2 separate regions of the Homo sapiens genome follow, and region 2 is linked to region 1. The links are chromatin loops, found by intact Hi-C in ENCODE. Cell type or tissue: CD4-positive, alpha-beta T cell. All regions are shown on one strand.

Region 1 (8,000 bases):
GCTTTCTGATTCTATATCAGAATAAGTATAAGAAGAACACAAAAAGAAAACAGCAAAACCTCACTTGAGAAAAGAATCTGTTCAAAGTTTCTTAAGGTCTTGGACTTGGTCAAAATTTTAAAGCAGCTGTGTTTAAAGCCCACTGAGGAAAAAAAATAAGAAAAGTTCAATTAAAAGGAGTCTCATTCTAATTTTTAAAACAACTTCAAAACTTTGTTTCTGGAAAAACACCAACATCACATTCATTCTCTTATTTTTAGCCTTTTTGGTTTAAAATTATTTTAATACAAAAGTTTTTCCCCTTCCCCCACAATTCTCATTTTAAGTGTTTGCTGAAGAATAGTCAATCACAAATATATTTTTCAGCTTATCCTACACTGCCATGCTAATTCACCTGTTAAGATCACCCCCTAATTCCATGACTTTAAGAATACCTCTTTTAACAGTTTAGTACATACTTTTACTTTTTTTTGTGATTGATTTATAAGCTGCAGGTGTTTATGTGATAAACTGTTTTAAATCTGTTTGGTATGCAGAACAAGTAAATTCAGGGATTGAATAATTTGATAAAATGTCCCAAAGATATTCATAAGATAGGTTAAAAAAATAAAAACGAAATGGAATGAAAAGTGTACTTTTACTCCTGACAACTGCAGCCTTTTACATTTTCTTGGAATTTTTACATAAACGCTTTAAGTTTAGAAAGAGAAATGCCAGGCATAAAAGCAATCATTACAGGAATGGGTTCATGTGAATACGATTATGGAAAAAAAAAATCATACAAAGACAACCAAAAACACACATGGCTCTACTTCAGTTCTTGATTTGATACATATTTGTCAGGCTCATCTAATTAAATAATGAAGTCCCTGTTTGAAAAGCGAAACTAGTTTTTTTAATTAAAAAGCTGTCTATAACTCTTATACATTTAAAATATTTTTGGTTTACATGGAGGTCAAATTTTAAAAATTATGTATGCAAAGACAGAAAACACCTATATGTGCAAGCATATTTCCATTTATAAATATGGATCTATTCACTAGATAGTGAAAAACCTATCTTATGAATATCTTATGAATATAACCTCACTTTAAAAGACTGTCTCTTAACTATCAATGGCAGACACCAGAAATACCCCTTCGCATCACCACTGCTAGGCATCTCCCTACCATTTCTTTTTAGTAACTGCTTCAGATACGAGTGCTGCCTGGAACACACCTTTATCTCCAGTTCTCACTTTACCTTTAGACAAATTGGCACAGCATCTCTTAAGTGGTGAAACAAGGCAGGCCATAAACTGGGGAAGGAAAAAGTGGTAAACGAAAAGAGTGCATTAAGCCTACCTGCTACTCTTTACAACCCTGTTCACCCTTCCCCACCCCAAGCCTGTTCATCACCATCAACTAGCATCAGTTGGGCAAATGGTTGGAGAAGAGTGGAAAAAAATCTTTTCTTATCACAGCAAAAAAGAACAACACAACTTATTTTCATTGTTTTTCCTGTTTTATTTTCAATTCCACTAATAGAGATAAGGGAAAAGAAGGCTCTGTTCTCCAACCTCCCAGTCACTATCTATCCTGTCCTTAATATTCAATGGCTGTTTTGCCTCCTTATTCTACCCTAACTTATTTCCTTCCCTGCCATCTCTCCCCAAAAAACCCTCACCTTGTATAGCCCCAACTCAGCTAATCATACCTATCCTATGGATCATCCATTCCCATCAATTTATAACTTTTCACCTAATGGAAATTCTAGGGCCACTTCCTGCTTCTCATTTTCCCTCCTATTCTAACATTTGGAGTCACTAATATTAGGTTTGGAGTTGGGGGTGGGGAACCTATATTATTCCCATAAAATATGTATAGTATTAATAATGAACTACCAAAGCATCAAGAAAGTTATTTTAATATTTTTAGGACTCCGCTCACTTATCTGTAAAATGAAGAAGCTATTAGATCACCACTCTAATATCTGGCTGACAATTTCCAGTTCCTAATAATAGGGATCTTAAACTATAGATCTGAGGTAGAATACAGGAATTGTCTAAGAGGCACCCAGTTGAATCTGCTGATCAGCCATGTTTGGGAATCACTGCTAAATGCTAAGAGGTTCCTTCTAGTCTAAAACTCCAAGATCCTAAGCTGGAATTTTCACTGCATTTGCTGGTAGAAGAATTGTGATAAAAGGGGTACAGTTTCCATAGTTATTGGTGCTATAGTTCAGGTATGTTATTGATTCAATGGGCCTTTGCAGACTGATCTAGCACTTAAGCAATCTTCAGATTACAATAACAGCTGACTTGCAAATGAACTTGTAAAATATGTTTACAGACTGGGGACCATCAGCACAATACTAAGTCCTCAAAGTAAAACACTAAAAATTATTTCCTTAGTATTATTATGTGCACAGAGTTTTTCACAGATGACTTTTTTACTACTAATATTTAGCCTATATGTCAGAAATAAAGGTAGAAGGAGCATGCTCATTAGGATCACTTATTCTGCTAATTCACTGATGGGGCTTTGTATATCATTCAAGCAAAGCCTAGAGAAGTCTAGATCACCGGTGAAATTCAGGGTATTAAAGCGCCTAAAGAATAGTCTCATTCAAATGTTTAAACTGCCAGGACTTTAACTCCCCAGAAGCATACTAGATCATTCACTTATGAACTCCATGTATCTATTCTAGATCTGGTAACTTCCGATTCTCATAAACAAGAGTTCCTGTGGTTAATACTCAGGCTTAAAACATGGTTAAACATGTGGGAACTAAGCACATATAAACAGCACTTGAAGAGATGCCACATTAGTGTGTTAATTTGAGTGGAACCTATTCATTTATGAATAAATGAATAATGAAATTATTAAAAGGTAAAAATAGAAATGGAATTCTATGCTAGTCATTTTTCTCTTTAGAAAGATGCACTTAAATTTGTACAAAATAGCAGGATAAATTGCAGGAAAATGTGTCCATTTATTTCCTAATCTCTCCAAATAACATAAAATCTACAGTGAATTCCATTATGTAAGAGCATTCTTTGAATATCAAGAATGATGCAGTTGTTGCTATGGTAACTACTCATTTTATTGACTAAATTGTGGGTTTGGGTAGCATTCTTTCAAAAAACATATTTTACCATCCTAAGTAGGTCTGATAAGACTCTTTCTATTGCTATCTGTTAAACAATAACTACAAGCCCCATTTGGGGATGATTAAACAGCCTCTATTAAAAGCTAAGCTTGATTTGCTAAGGAAAGAAACCTTTAAAGTTTGAAAAATGAAACATATCAACTACATTCAAAAGAACAAAGGATACTTAGTTTTAACTTTCTAGAGTAGTTGAAACGTGTGTATAAATCAACAGTAACATGATCTTACCTGTCTGTATTCCTTCACTGCCATAATTTTCCTTCTAATCCTAAATTATTAACTAAGTATAGGACTAACACCAGAAGGCTGCTGACTTTTCAGTTTGCAATTAAGCTAAAATGAGAACCAGTGGAAAGCTTTCCTCATTTCGATACTCAGGAGAAGTCTCTCTCCCAAGCCTATGAAAACAGAATTTTCACTGTCAAAATCTTATAAAACAGCTGTGTACAAAAGCCTATATTTAAAGATATCAAGGATAACTGTAGACTCCAACTATAAACACTCTTCAGGCACAGGCAAAAGCCACTAAGGCTTCTTCCCCTATGAGCTTCCACAGAGGGGGTTCTCACCGGAACCCCATCCATGGAAGCCGAGGGTGGGCTTTATCGGCAGGTGTCTTTAGGAGGCTTCCAATACAAACGGTATTTTCAGAACCTGCCCAGATCTCTTCCTCATCGCCTAAATAAACAGTTAAGACCAAGTATTTAAGAAATGGGAGTGGGGGCCACGAGTGTAGCCCGCCCCCTTTTAACAATGTGAAGTCCAGTCAGCTAAAAGGCCTGCTGGCTTCCCAGCCCTGGAAGCCAATGCGAGGAAGGCTCGGCATGGTTGTAGGAATGAAGTACTAGGAAGGGGGTCTGATAAGGAAGCAAATGGTACAGCCGGTAGGTCAAGCGTAAAGGAGGGACAACTCAGGTTTCTTTTCGTCTTTTACAAATGGATTTTACCTGTCTTGTTTTACCTCGGCGTCTCTTGCAAAAAGCGACCCCCACCTCCTCTGTGAGCGTGTATGTGTTTGTGTGTGCCGAGACAACAACCTCAGCACCCCGGCTGGGGACAGGGGCTTGGAGGGGGTGGGGACTCAATTCCTTTACAGGCCTAGAACTCTCCCGAAGGGCCCTCAAAGAAAAGGGGGCGGGGAGGAGCGCGTCTGATGCCGACTAGGGGGCTCAGACCAGGCCCGGGAGAGCAGCAGCGGCTGGGGGGACGTGCAGATCCTTTACATTTTAATGGTGGCCTCTTTGGAGGAGGGAAGAGGTGACAAGCGGTTGGGGGTGATGAGGCCTCCCCTTCCTCCCTCACTCAGCGCGCTGTTTACCTTCTCGGTACTTCTTGCGGAGCCGCCGGTGGACGCTCTTCACCACACCGGAGAGCTTCTCCTGCTCCAGTTTCCGCTCCTGCTCCCGGGGCGGCGGAGTGTTCGGGGACCCGGCCCTCTGCGCACGAGCAGTATTTCGGCCGCCGGCCCCTGGCTCCATATCGCAGCCGCCGCCGCCGCCGCCGCCCCTCAGGCCCCCGCAGACGCTCCCCAGATGGAGGAGGTGGGGTAGGAGGAGGGAGCTGCGGAGGCAGCAGCCAGAGGAGGCAGAGGAACCGGAGCGACAGCCTTGGAGGTGGACCCTCACCCAAAAGTGCAAACTGATTGGTGGATTTTGAGGGCTGGGCGGAAACGGAAAAGGCTAAGGGCCAATGGGCAGAAAGCGCCGGCGGCGAACCCGGTTGTTTGGGAAGGCGAGCAGCTGGAGGAGGCGGAGCTTGCGGGGATAGGGAGGCTGAGGCAGTGGGAGCTCCAGGCCTGGGTGCTCATCTCTTCCCCACCCTCCCCGGATTCTGTGCGCAGGCGCTGTGGCTCGGCCTCGGGAGACGAGCTGTGAGCAACGCGCTTGCGCGTCTCAGTTTGCTTAGTTTGGGCTTTTTTACAGCTCGGCTTTCTGATGTCTTCCATCATTTTCATCCCCTACACTTTATAATCTGTTGCGATGCGGCCAGGGTGCTCTGCTTGAACCTCCGCTGCACCTTGTCACATGTAGGTTCCCTTTAGTTACTTGCGCTTTGAGATGACGTTACACTTCAGGGACCTCAAGCACACAAGCATTCTAAGGCTCAAGGAGAGGTCTGGCTACCAAATGCTAATTTAATTCTCAGGTCGACAATGGTTTATGCCTGCAGTACTACTGCTGGGCAAAGGACATAGAAAATGCGAAAAGGAGAGGGCCAAGAAAAGCAACAGGAGATGCAGGAGGACAATAAGGAACGATGGAAAACTCACAGCAGATGCCCTCAAGAACTTTTGTAGTGACCACGGTGTTAATAAGCAGCCTTCCCTGATCTTATTCGCATCAGCACTCTGAGCTTTTATGGTCAGCTCAGGTGACCTCCTGTCCTTTAATTTGGAGAGTTAGTCTATGCGGAGTGTATCTAAGTGGGTTTGGTAACCTGTTCACCCTCCTCCACTTCTTTTCCATCTCTTGGGGAACGCGATTGTTGACTTCTGTCCCAGAAAGGTGGAACACTGCTCTCTGGAGAGAGGTAGACTGCATTGGCTCCTGAAGTGGTACTGAGGCTGCTGGAGTGTCAGAGATTGAATAGACTGAGAGCCCCTAATGAGTTGTGTTGGATTGTGTACCACTTCCCCATTGCAGGTGTTGGTTACGTGACAGTCTATGGAAATGATTGCAATGGTAACATTTTGATAATGATTTTCTAACTACGAATAAAGCTTGCATTATGTAACTGTTTTATATGCTACCTTCTTTATATTGAATACGCTGAAGAGCAAAGAATTATACACACTGTCTAGGACACAGGAGAAGCGGGAGGTGAAGGGAGATTGATGGAATTTAAAGGCGGAAGATGTGTCCCTACAGCACAGTGAAGAGACAGATCAAACACAAAGACAAGGACATATAAACTTCAAAAGAACTCCTTATAATTATGAAGAGAAGTTAAGCGGAAGTGCCTAATAAATTGAAAATATGGTGGTCTTATTTGGGGGAATTTCATTTGGGAAGAAAGGGGAGCTTGAATTACATGTCTCTTTTGGCTCTTTCCATATTTTAATACATATGGAAGGCAAATAATGGTGCAGATATTCGAAAGATACAATGATAGTAAAAAGAGCATTAAATTTCACTTGTGCTGAACTGTAGTTTTATTTTTTAAAAAAGAACTTTTCAGCATAATACTAGCAAATGAACTTTTAAGGCCTCTTAACTGAAGATGTTCACTGAAGGAAATTTGGAAAATACAGAAAAGAGTAAAGAAAATAAGACATCTGGACTGAGAGATAACAACTTAACATTTTTTCTTTGTTTGTATATACTAATTTCAAATAGGATATTTCTTGATGCCTATGTGGCAATCTATTGTATGAATAGCCTACTATTTCATTAACCAATTCCCAGTTATTGTAGATTTATGTTTTTTCCAGCTTTTTTGTATTACAGATAATGTCATGACAAACACATTTGCACACAAGTATTTGTCCATTTCTTTAATTATACATTCCATCAGGCTAAATTCCTAAAAGTTCAATTTCTGAAGCAAAGGGTCAAACATGTTAGGGTTTTGATGTATATTATGAAATTGCCTTTTCTGAAAGATAGTAGCAGTTTATGCCATGTCCACTAGTACCTATGGGTGTTTATTTCATTGCACCCTTACCAAAGGTAGGTATTACAATTTACAAAGTCATTAATGAGATTTTAAAAACATGTCTATTTTTTAAATAAATATGTGGAATTTCCTGCTGTTTCGTAACTAGCTATTCTTATTGGTATAATATTTAACTTAAAATACCAACGTAAGAATAAATAAAAGGAACTTATTTAAGACTATCTAGTTGTTGTTGTTCAAGCAGATTGAAGAGTCCTACCTTTTAAAATTACTTTTTGACTTCACACTTTCTTGAAAAGCAACCGAAGAAATAACAATTGGACAGCCAGATTTTATTTTAAAGAAAATGAAATCTTTTTATTTTCTTTAAATTTTTTATTTAAAAAATGTTTTATTTAAAATTTTCATTTAAAAAATTTTAAATTTTTTATTATAAAATAAAGATTTTATTTTAAAAATAAAAATAAGATTTATTTTATTTTATTTTATTTTATTTTATTTTATTTTATTTTGAGATGGAGTTTCACTCTTGTTGCCCAGGCTGGAGTGCAGTGGCGCATTCTCGGCTCACTGCAACCTCCGCCTCCTAGGTTCAAACGATTCTCCTGCCTCAGCCTCCCGAGTAGGTGGGATTACAGGCATGCGCCACCATGCCCGGCTAATTCTGTATTTATAGTAGAGACGGGGTTTCTCCATATTGGTCAGGCCAGTCTCAAACTCCCGACCTCAGGTGATCCACCCACCTTGGCCTCCCAAAGTGCTGGGATTACAGGCGTGAGCCACGGCGCCAGGCACAGATTTTATTTTAAAGATGCGTGAATTCAAATGAGGTATAGGCCAACATGTCCTGAGAAATATTTTAAGGTGATTTTTTTTCCACTGACTATCCACCACAGCACAAAAGGGAGTTTATAACTACTTTCCTCCTGTGTAGTTAGCAATATTACAAAAAGCTTTCTATCTGTTAAGGTTGCTGAGGAGTCATAATGGAATTCTCCATTTAAGTGAAACAACAGTCCTAATTGCTGATAAAATGGATTCACTGAAGGAAGCAGGCTTGGTGCCATATTCAATGAGCATATCCTATGCCCAGGAAAATGTCAGCAACTTTCCCCACTTTGTGGTGACAGGTTTTTATTTACTGTAAATATCTTGTTTTAAAAAATTCTCTCATTATTTTAAATGCCTGTTAGGGAAAGAGGATGTTGGAATAAAACACTCTTCACTGAGCAGGA
Region 2 (8,000 bases), 550 kb before region 1:
ATATTGGCATCAAATAAACAACAAGTGGCTTCAGGATGTAAGGGTTTAGCAGTTGGCTAAGTTCAGTCAGTTTTTTTTTTATTCAAGTTTTATTTTAGATTCAGGGAGTGCATGTACAGGTTTGTTATGTGGGTATATTGCTTGATGCTAAGATTTGGGGTACAAACGATTCCATATGCAGGTAGTGACCATAGTACCCTTTCCCTGCTCCCTCATGCTATAGTAATCCCCAATGTCTATTGTTGCCATGGACTTAATGTCCATGAGTACCTAAGGTTTAGCTCCCACTTATAAGTGAGAACATGCAGTATTTGGTTTTCTGTTCCTGCTTTAATTTTCTTAGGATAATGGCCTCCAGCTGCATCCATGTTGCTGCAAAGGACATATTTTTGGGTTTTTTTTCATGGCTGTGTAATATTCCATCGTGTATATGTGCCACATTTTCTTTCTCCAATCCACCGTTGATGAACACCTTGGTAGATTCCATGTCTGTGCTATTGTGAATAGTGATGAACATATGAGTGTGTGTCTTTTTGATAGAACAATTTTTTTGGATACATACCCAGTAATGGAATTACTGGGTTGATTGGTAGTTTCGTTTTAAGTTTTTTGAGACATCTCCAAACTGCTTTCCACAGTGGCTAAACTAATACACATTCCCACCAACAACGTATAAGCATTCCTTTTTCTCTGCAGCCTCACCAATATCTGTTGCCTTTTGACTTTTTAATAATAGCCATTCTGACTGACAGATAACATCTGGTGTAAGATGTTATCTCATTGTGGTTTTTATTTGCAGTTCTCTGATGATTAGTGATGTTGAACACTTCTCATGTTTGTTGGCTGCTTCTCTGTCTTCTTTTGAGAAGTGTCTGTTCCTGTCTTTTGTCTACTTTTTAATGGGGTTATTTGTTTTTTACTTGTTGAATTAAGTTTCTTATAGATTCTGGATAATAGACCTTTGTTGCGAATATTTTCTTTCATTCTGTATGCTATCTGTTTATTCTGTTGATAGTTTTTTTTGTTGTGAAAAGCTCTTTAGTTTAATTAGGTCTGACTTGTCAATTTTTGTTTTTATTGCAATTGCTTTTGAGAGCTTAGTCATAAATTCTTTCCCAAGGTTGATGTCTAGAATGGTACTTCCTAGGTTTTCTTCTAGGATTCTTATAGTTTGAAACCTTACCTTTAAGTCTTTAATCTATCTTGAGTTAATTTTTGTATATGGTAAAAGCTAGCGGTCCAGTTTCATTCTTCTGCATATGGCTAACTAGCTATCCTAGCACCATTTACTAAATAGAAAATCCTTTCCCCATTGGTTATTTTTGTTGACTTCATCAAAAATCAGGTGGTTGTAGGTGTGTGGCTTTATTTCTGGGTTCCCTATTTTGTTCCCTATTCTGTTCCATTCATCTATGTGTCTGCTTTTGTACTAGTACCTCGCTGTTTTGGTTACTGCAGCCTTGTAGTATAGTTAGAAGTTGAGTAATGTGATGCCTCTGGCTTTGTTCTTTTTGTTTAGCATTGCTTTGGTGATTTGGACTCTTTTGGTTCCATGTGAATTTTTTTTTTGAGACAGAGTCTCACTCTGTTACTCAGGCTGGAGTGCAGTGGCAGGATCTCAGTTAACTGCAACCTCTACTTCCCAGGTTCAAGCAATTCTCCTGCCTCAGCCTCTAGAGTAGCTGGGATTACAGATGCATGCCACCACACCCAGCTAATTTTTGTATTTTTAGTAGAGACGTGGTTTCACCGTGTTGGCCAGTCTGGTCTTGAACTCCTGACTTCAAGTGATCCGCCCACCTCAGCCTCCCAAAGTGCTGGTATTGCAGGTGTGAGCCACCACACCCAGCCCATATTAATTTTAGAATAGAAAAAAATATTTTTAAAAATGAGGCAGATCTATACACCCTAATCTGGAGTGAAAGCCATGAAGAAGTAAGGGGTTCAGGGAAGGAGAGAGAAAAATAAGTAAAGGAGAACTCCGGTTTCATTGTTTAAATATGCATATGTGTTTGTCTGTATATATGTAATAGGAATATATATAATATATATACATAAGAAAGTATACATGTGCAGAAAAAACTCTAGATGATAAACATCAAATTGTTAACTGTGACTATTTGTGGTTAGAGGGATTAGAGAGGAAGGATTTTTTAAACTTCACACTCTTCTGTAATTTTGTGAGGGAAACTGCAATGAATAACCTTTACTTTTGAAATCAAATGGAAAAGATGCAGGGTGGCCCCCCAAAAAGTCACCTATCATCACATCCCCACCCACCTGCCTCTCCCAGGGCCTTTACATCTTTGATCCTCTACTTTACACCAGGCACAGGGGCCGGTGTCAAATTGGTCACTTGTCCCAAGTTGCTGATCAGAAATCTTGCATTTTCTGTGTTTGCTCAGCACCAGGCTTTCGGGATTTCTTTGTACTCTTCCCCTGTATACCTTGGATTTTCCAAAGGCTGATTATAAAATAGGTGTTTAATATCTCACCAGTAGCAACTGGTATATGCTCATGTGCAAAGTGGCTTACAATGTTCATTAAAAGCAGATACCAGCATGGGACACACATAATGCAAGCGGGGAGGCATGTCTGGCAGACTGTTCCCAAGACGTAACCTCATGAAAGAAGAAAGTGAAAACCACGCCCTCTTTTGGTCACATTTTAACTTTTTCTTCATGTGTCAAATCATAGTTGTTCTGAAGCCCTCCAGGGTCATGGAGGTGGGTTAGGGGTTTGGCTCTAGACTGATGTAATCCTACACCTGTGTTCACATCACCTCCATCTCTGTGCCAGCTGTCACTCCTCCACTGTCAGCAAATGTGGACTCCATGTTTTCCCCTGCTGCTCCAAATCACAGCCTCCCTCACCTCCTGTGCCTGTTGCTCCTCCTCCTGCTTGGCTGCTCTTTCTACTTCCTTTCTTCCTTCTCCGAGGCTTCACCTGCACTTAGTGTGGGCATCATCAAGCCAACCAGGCGAGTGCTGTGAGCTGACCCATTACAGGCAGAGGACTCCTAACAGGATGTAAGTCAGGCCTTTTTTCTTCTCGGCTCAAAATGCTCCTAGGAGTCCTCATTTCACCCAGAGCAAAAGCCAAAGTCCTTTCAGGCCCTGTGAGGACTCACACGACTTGATCCTCCTTTACCTCATTCTCCACGGCTCTCTCTCTTGCTTACTCTGATCCTGGCACATCAGCCTCCCTGTCACTCCTTGCCCAAGCCAGCCATGCTCCCAGCCGAGGGCCTTTGCACTCGCTGTCCCTTCTGCCTGGAACGCTCTTCCTCTGGGTACCACATGACTCAGTCTCACCTCTTTCAAGTCTGCTCAAACGCAGCACTTCCACAGTGAAACCTCTGGCCACCCTATTTGTGACTGCAACCCACTCTATCCCCCTTCTGTCCTCCTCTTCCCTACTTTATTTTTCTCCCTAGCAGGGATTTTCATCTCTTTCATGCACTGATGAATCCCCAACATCTTCATCAGTGTTGAGCGAATAGTCAGTGGACATTAATAGCTCAGGAATGAATTATTTGTATATTTTAGAATCATGGGATCTTCATACGGGCTAAGCTATTTTCACCAGGATTTGGTCTTGGAGGTCTTTTTAGTATCACTATATTGCTGGGTTTTGCATCTGTTTGAGGTAATGGATTGTTAAGGATCCCTCCTGGGCCAGGAAGCTGAAGGTATAACATGGAGAAGTCCCCAGTGTGAAGGACCATGAGGGGCAGTCACACTGGGCCAGGGAGAAGCTGAGACATAGCAGCCACTTCCAGGAGACTTGGATTAATCTACATGAGAGCTTCAAGAAGTCTCTGTTCCACTTACCCCAAAGCCAGCTCCAATCTAGGCACCAAGTCCCATATGCAAATACTGGTATCTCCCATAGGAGAGCCCCATAGCTTCATCAACAGGAACAGCTCACCCAATTCCCTGAGGGTAGGAGGCCTTGATATAGACAGTCATCAGAATGGAGTCCTCTTAGCATCTGCATCTTAAACAGAAGTCGACAGTTAGGGGTGCAGTGGTTGAAGCTCAAAGACCTAGACTAGCCACCCACTCCCTTCTTTATGCCCAGACCTGGGGGTAGGATATTTTTCCTGGACTACTGTTCTACAAACTGGGGGTGGAGGTGGGGGTCATCTGAGCAGAAACGGCAGGGGGCATGGCAGATGCTCTTCTCTCTCTCATTCTGCCAGGCCCGGTAGAGCAGCTATCGACACAGTTGCAGGAAGGCATGAATTGCTGAGCCAGGTCTGACCTGGCTGCCCTCAGGAAGCCCTCTGACAGGGACCCATCAGCTAAGCTGGCACCACGTGGTGTGCCTGGCATTGTTCTTTAGATATTCTACTTCTTGACTTCAAAAAGCATGTTCTAAGATTGGTTAAACCCAGTATCCAGCGTCTGGATGATTGTAAGGGACTCAATGCGGATGGCCCCTTTTCCTGTTGAGTTTTTTAAAACCCTGGCCTCTGAAAAATCTTCGTTCTCTGTGTGTGTGCACTTAGCAAGCCTCCCAGTCCTTTGCCATCTTTATAAATCAAAAGTCTCTGGTACACAACACATGAGATTACTACTGTTGGCCCAAGAAAGACCTTGGAACACTTTTGTCCTTTTGAACCAGAGTCACCTGACTCTGGGCCATTTCCCTGACATAAGATTCCAAGGTAGAGTTTACTAAGATTTCACTCATATTGCTCAGTTTATGCTTACAGCTAAGAGAAAAAAGTTTTAATAATTTCAACTATTAATCAAAAAGAATAAAAAGATAGCAATATCGATTCATATACATTAATATAGATATGAGCCATGAGGGCTACCTGGGAAGGAGAACATTTCTAATATCATTTTGTTCCAAGACCCTGACACCTGGAATTTTGTCTTTCTAATTTTTTTCTCCTTTCTTTCTTCTTCTTTCTCTCTCTGATTTTCTGTCTTTCATAAAGTTTTTTGTGATGGCTTTCCTAATGACATTTTATTGTTATTTTTATAAAGTAGAGGAATGTTTGTTTGCTAGTATTAATTGCCTATTACAAGTCCATTCAAATATATAGATACAATATTTTCTAAAATATTCTTAGATTGTGGTATATGTAAATTTTCTTCATGAATTTCTACTAAGGTTCATTGCTTCCTAAAATTATTGTGCCTGTTGGTATAATCCAGTAGAGCAGGTGATATTTTTCTTTTATTAGTGCAGAAAACATAACCAAAATTATAATTAAAGCAGTTGGTTGAACAGTGAATGAAATATATCACATAACAACCTCATACTTAGATATTACTAATTGTAATTCAATATAATTAACACTTTACAAATTATCCATTATTATTTATTTGGACCGAAAAAAAGCATGCTCTGAGGCTCTTTGCTGTCTGCCTAGGCATTTTTGTGTGGATGATAAAACGATGCCACATTCTATAGTAATAAATATATATGTATGTATATATGTATACACACACACACATTTAATTTCCTTTGACAGATTTTCTCCCTGTATGAGGCAAATGTTCCAACTTATAGATTAAAACCTGTTAGTGAAACTGCTCATGAAGTATGCGTAATGCTCTGAGGTTTAATAAGCAGTTTCTGGGAAGCTGCATGGCTGTTGGAGCATAACTATTACTACAAGGTTGTTATTATTTGATTAGCTCACTATAGAGGAGCCTTGTGAGATTTTGTCATGGATCACTGTCTGCATGTAATAGCTTCTCTCCTTAGTTACAGGAGTAAACCAGCAGTAAACTCCAGAGGCTCAACTCAGGGATGTTGCTATCTTATGCTCTTAGGAAGCATACTAGGTGTGATTAACCCCTTCTGAGCTGGTTAAAAGTGAATTTTCACAGCCTAACTTAGAAAAAGAATTTTTTCCCCCACTTACTGATGATCTCAGACACAACTCTTAAGTAAGCAAAAGAAGTATAATCAGTTTCTTGAATAGTTAGAAACCTGGTTAATAAGTCACTTTTAGTGACAGGTCTCTGCCATTACAAGCAATCCCTCTCTTGTTTTTTGCTTTAGACCCAGACCTAGATGCACCTGAAATGCCAAGGAAGAGGAACCACTGGATGACTGAGGAAGGCATGAAGAAAGATGCATCCTTAAACTAGACCTTCAAGATGGAATAGAGTTTTTAAGAAATAACACTTACACTGAATTGCTTTAATTATATAAAGGAACCATAGAACATTTGAAAAAATGTAGATAAGAATAAAGATGTAAAGATTCAAGGATTTAGTCTTTGGTAACTGTCTTTATAAGTAATATTGTAATAAACATCCTTGTGCATAAATTTTGAGTGTCTCTAGAGATAAATTCTGATTGATCAGAATCAGAGATAAATTCTAAATTTCTTAGGATAAATTCTGAGAGCTGAAATTTTTGGGTCTAAGGCCTCTGAAACTTTATTGCTAAATTGCCCTCCAAAGGATTCTTACTAATTTGTCTTCATACGTGCCACCTATGAATCTCCAAAGCCTCTGTATGATCAGACAGAAGTGGGGAGAGATTAGTGTTGACCTTTAAATAGTCCCACCGAAAGCCATGTTCAGATATACAATGCTACGGTTTCTCTAGACTCTTATAGAGCAACTATTTGGGAATTTTTAATAATCAAATTATGTACCACACAAGAACTCCTTTTTTACATTGCTATTAACCTGTGGTATTCTTGTTCTTGTTCTTGGTGGTGGTGTTAGTTTTACTTAATTTTGCCAAAACCTTGGTCAAAACCTTATTCAACACCCACTAGGATGGCTATTAAGAAAAAATACAGATAATAACAAGCATTGCTGAGAATGTGGAAAAATTGGAGCCCTCACACATTGCCTATGGGACTGTAACATGATACCACTACTTCGGAAAACAGTTTAGCAGTTCCTCAAAAAGTTAAACTTAGAGTTCGCATATGACCCAGCAAGTCTACTCCTAGATATATACCCAAGAGAAGTGAGGATTCAAAACATGCCCACACAAAAACATGTGCACAAATGTTCATAACAGCATTATTCATAATAGCCAAAAAGTAAAAACAACTCAATGACCATCAACTGATGAATTGATAAAAAAGTATGGTACATCCACACTTTTTTTGGTACAAAAAAGAATAAAATACTTGGTTACCTGATACAAAAAAGAGTAAAATACTAAGCCTAGCATGGTAATCCCAGCACTTTGGGAGGCTGAGGCAGACGGGTCACTTGAGGTCAGGAGTTCCAGATGACCCTGGCCAACATGGCAAAACCCCGTCTCTACTAAAAATACAAAAATTAGCCGGGCATGCCGGTGGTTTGCACCTGTAGTCTCAGCTACTCGGGAGGCTGAGGCACGAGAATCACTTGAACCTGGGAGGCAGAGATTGCAGTGAGCTGAGATCATACCACTGCACTCCAGCCTGGGCGACAAAAAAAAAAAAAAAAGTAATTACTGACACGTGCTACAACATGGATGAATCGTGAAAACATTAAGCTAAGTTAAAGAACTCAGTCACAAAAGGCCACACATGGCATGACTCCTTTTATATGAGATGTCAAGAGTAGGCAAATCCACTAAAACAGAGAGTAGACTCATGGTTACCAGGGGATGGAGGGAAGAGAAAAAAAAGGAGTGGTTGCTAATGGGTATGGGGTTTCTTTTGGGGATGATGAAAATGTTTTAGAATTAGATAATAATGACGTTTGTATGACTCTATGACCATACTAAAAGCCACTGAATTGCACACTTAAAAATCCTTATTCTGGCCGAGCACGGTAGCTCATGCCTGTAATCCCAGCACTTTGGGAGGCCGAGGAGGGCAGATCACCTAAGATCAGGAGTTCAAGACCAGCCTGACCAACATAGTGAAACCCCGTCTCTACTAAAAATACAAAATTAGCTGGGCATGGTGGCACATGCCTATAATCCCAGCTACTCAGGAGGCTGAGGCAGGAGAATCGCTTGAACCCAGGAGGCAGTTCAACCCAGGAGGTTGCAGTGAGCCGAGGTCACACCATTGC

Evidence for each region. Peaks named below come from ENCODE experiments on the same cell type or tissue, not always from the same donor. Only the 100,000 strongest peaks of a DNase experiment are listed, where the experiment ranks them.
Region 2: it touches region 1 in a loop (2.6-fold over the local background); 2 of 110 quality-filtered maps call a loop at or near these places.

What each region holds. Positions count from the first base shown.
Region 1 is chr7:112,935,123-112,943,122 of GRCh38, forward strand. SAMTOR (S-adenosylmethionine sensor upstream of mTORC1) reads right to left here and starts at 4,753. Exons shown (of 5, transcript NM_152556.3): 1 at 4,469-4,753. The coding sequence starts at 4,628. RefSeq lists a silencer at 4,582-4,681 and enhancers at 4,711-5,227, 4,882-5,221. In CD4-positive, alpha-beta T cell, no CTCF peak of the experiment used is centred here; a DNase peak (open chromatin) is centred at 4,909; H3K4me3 peaks cover 2,770 bases; H3K27ac peaks cover 1,207 bases.
Region 2 is chr7:112,381,106-112,389,105 of GRCh38, forward strand. It overlaps LOC105375456 (a long non-coding RNA gene), which reads right to left. Exons shown (of 3, transcript XR_927870.3): 2 at 3,834-3,999. Among named protein-coding and RNA genes, the nearest start is that of ZNF277-AS1, 35 kb to the left of the region's middle. In CD4-positive, alpha-beta T cell, no CTCF peak of the experiment used is centred here; no DNase peak of the experiment used is centred here.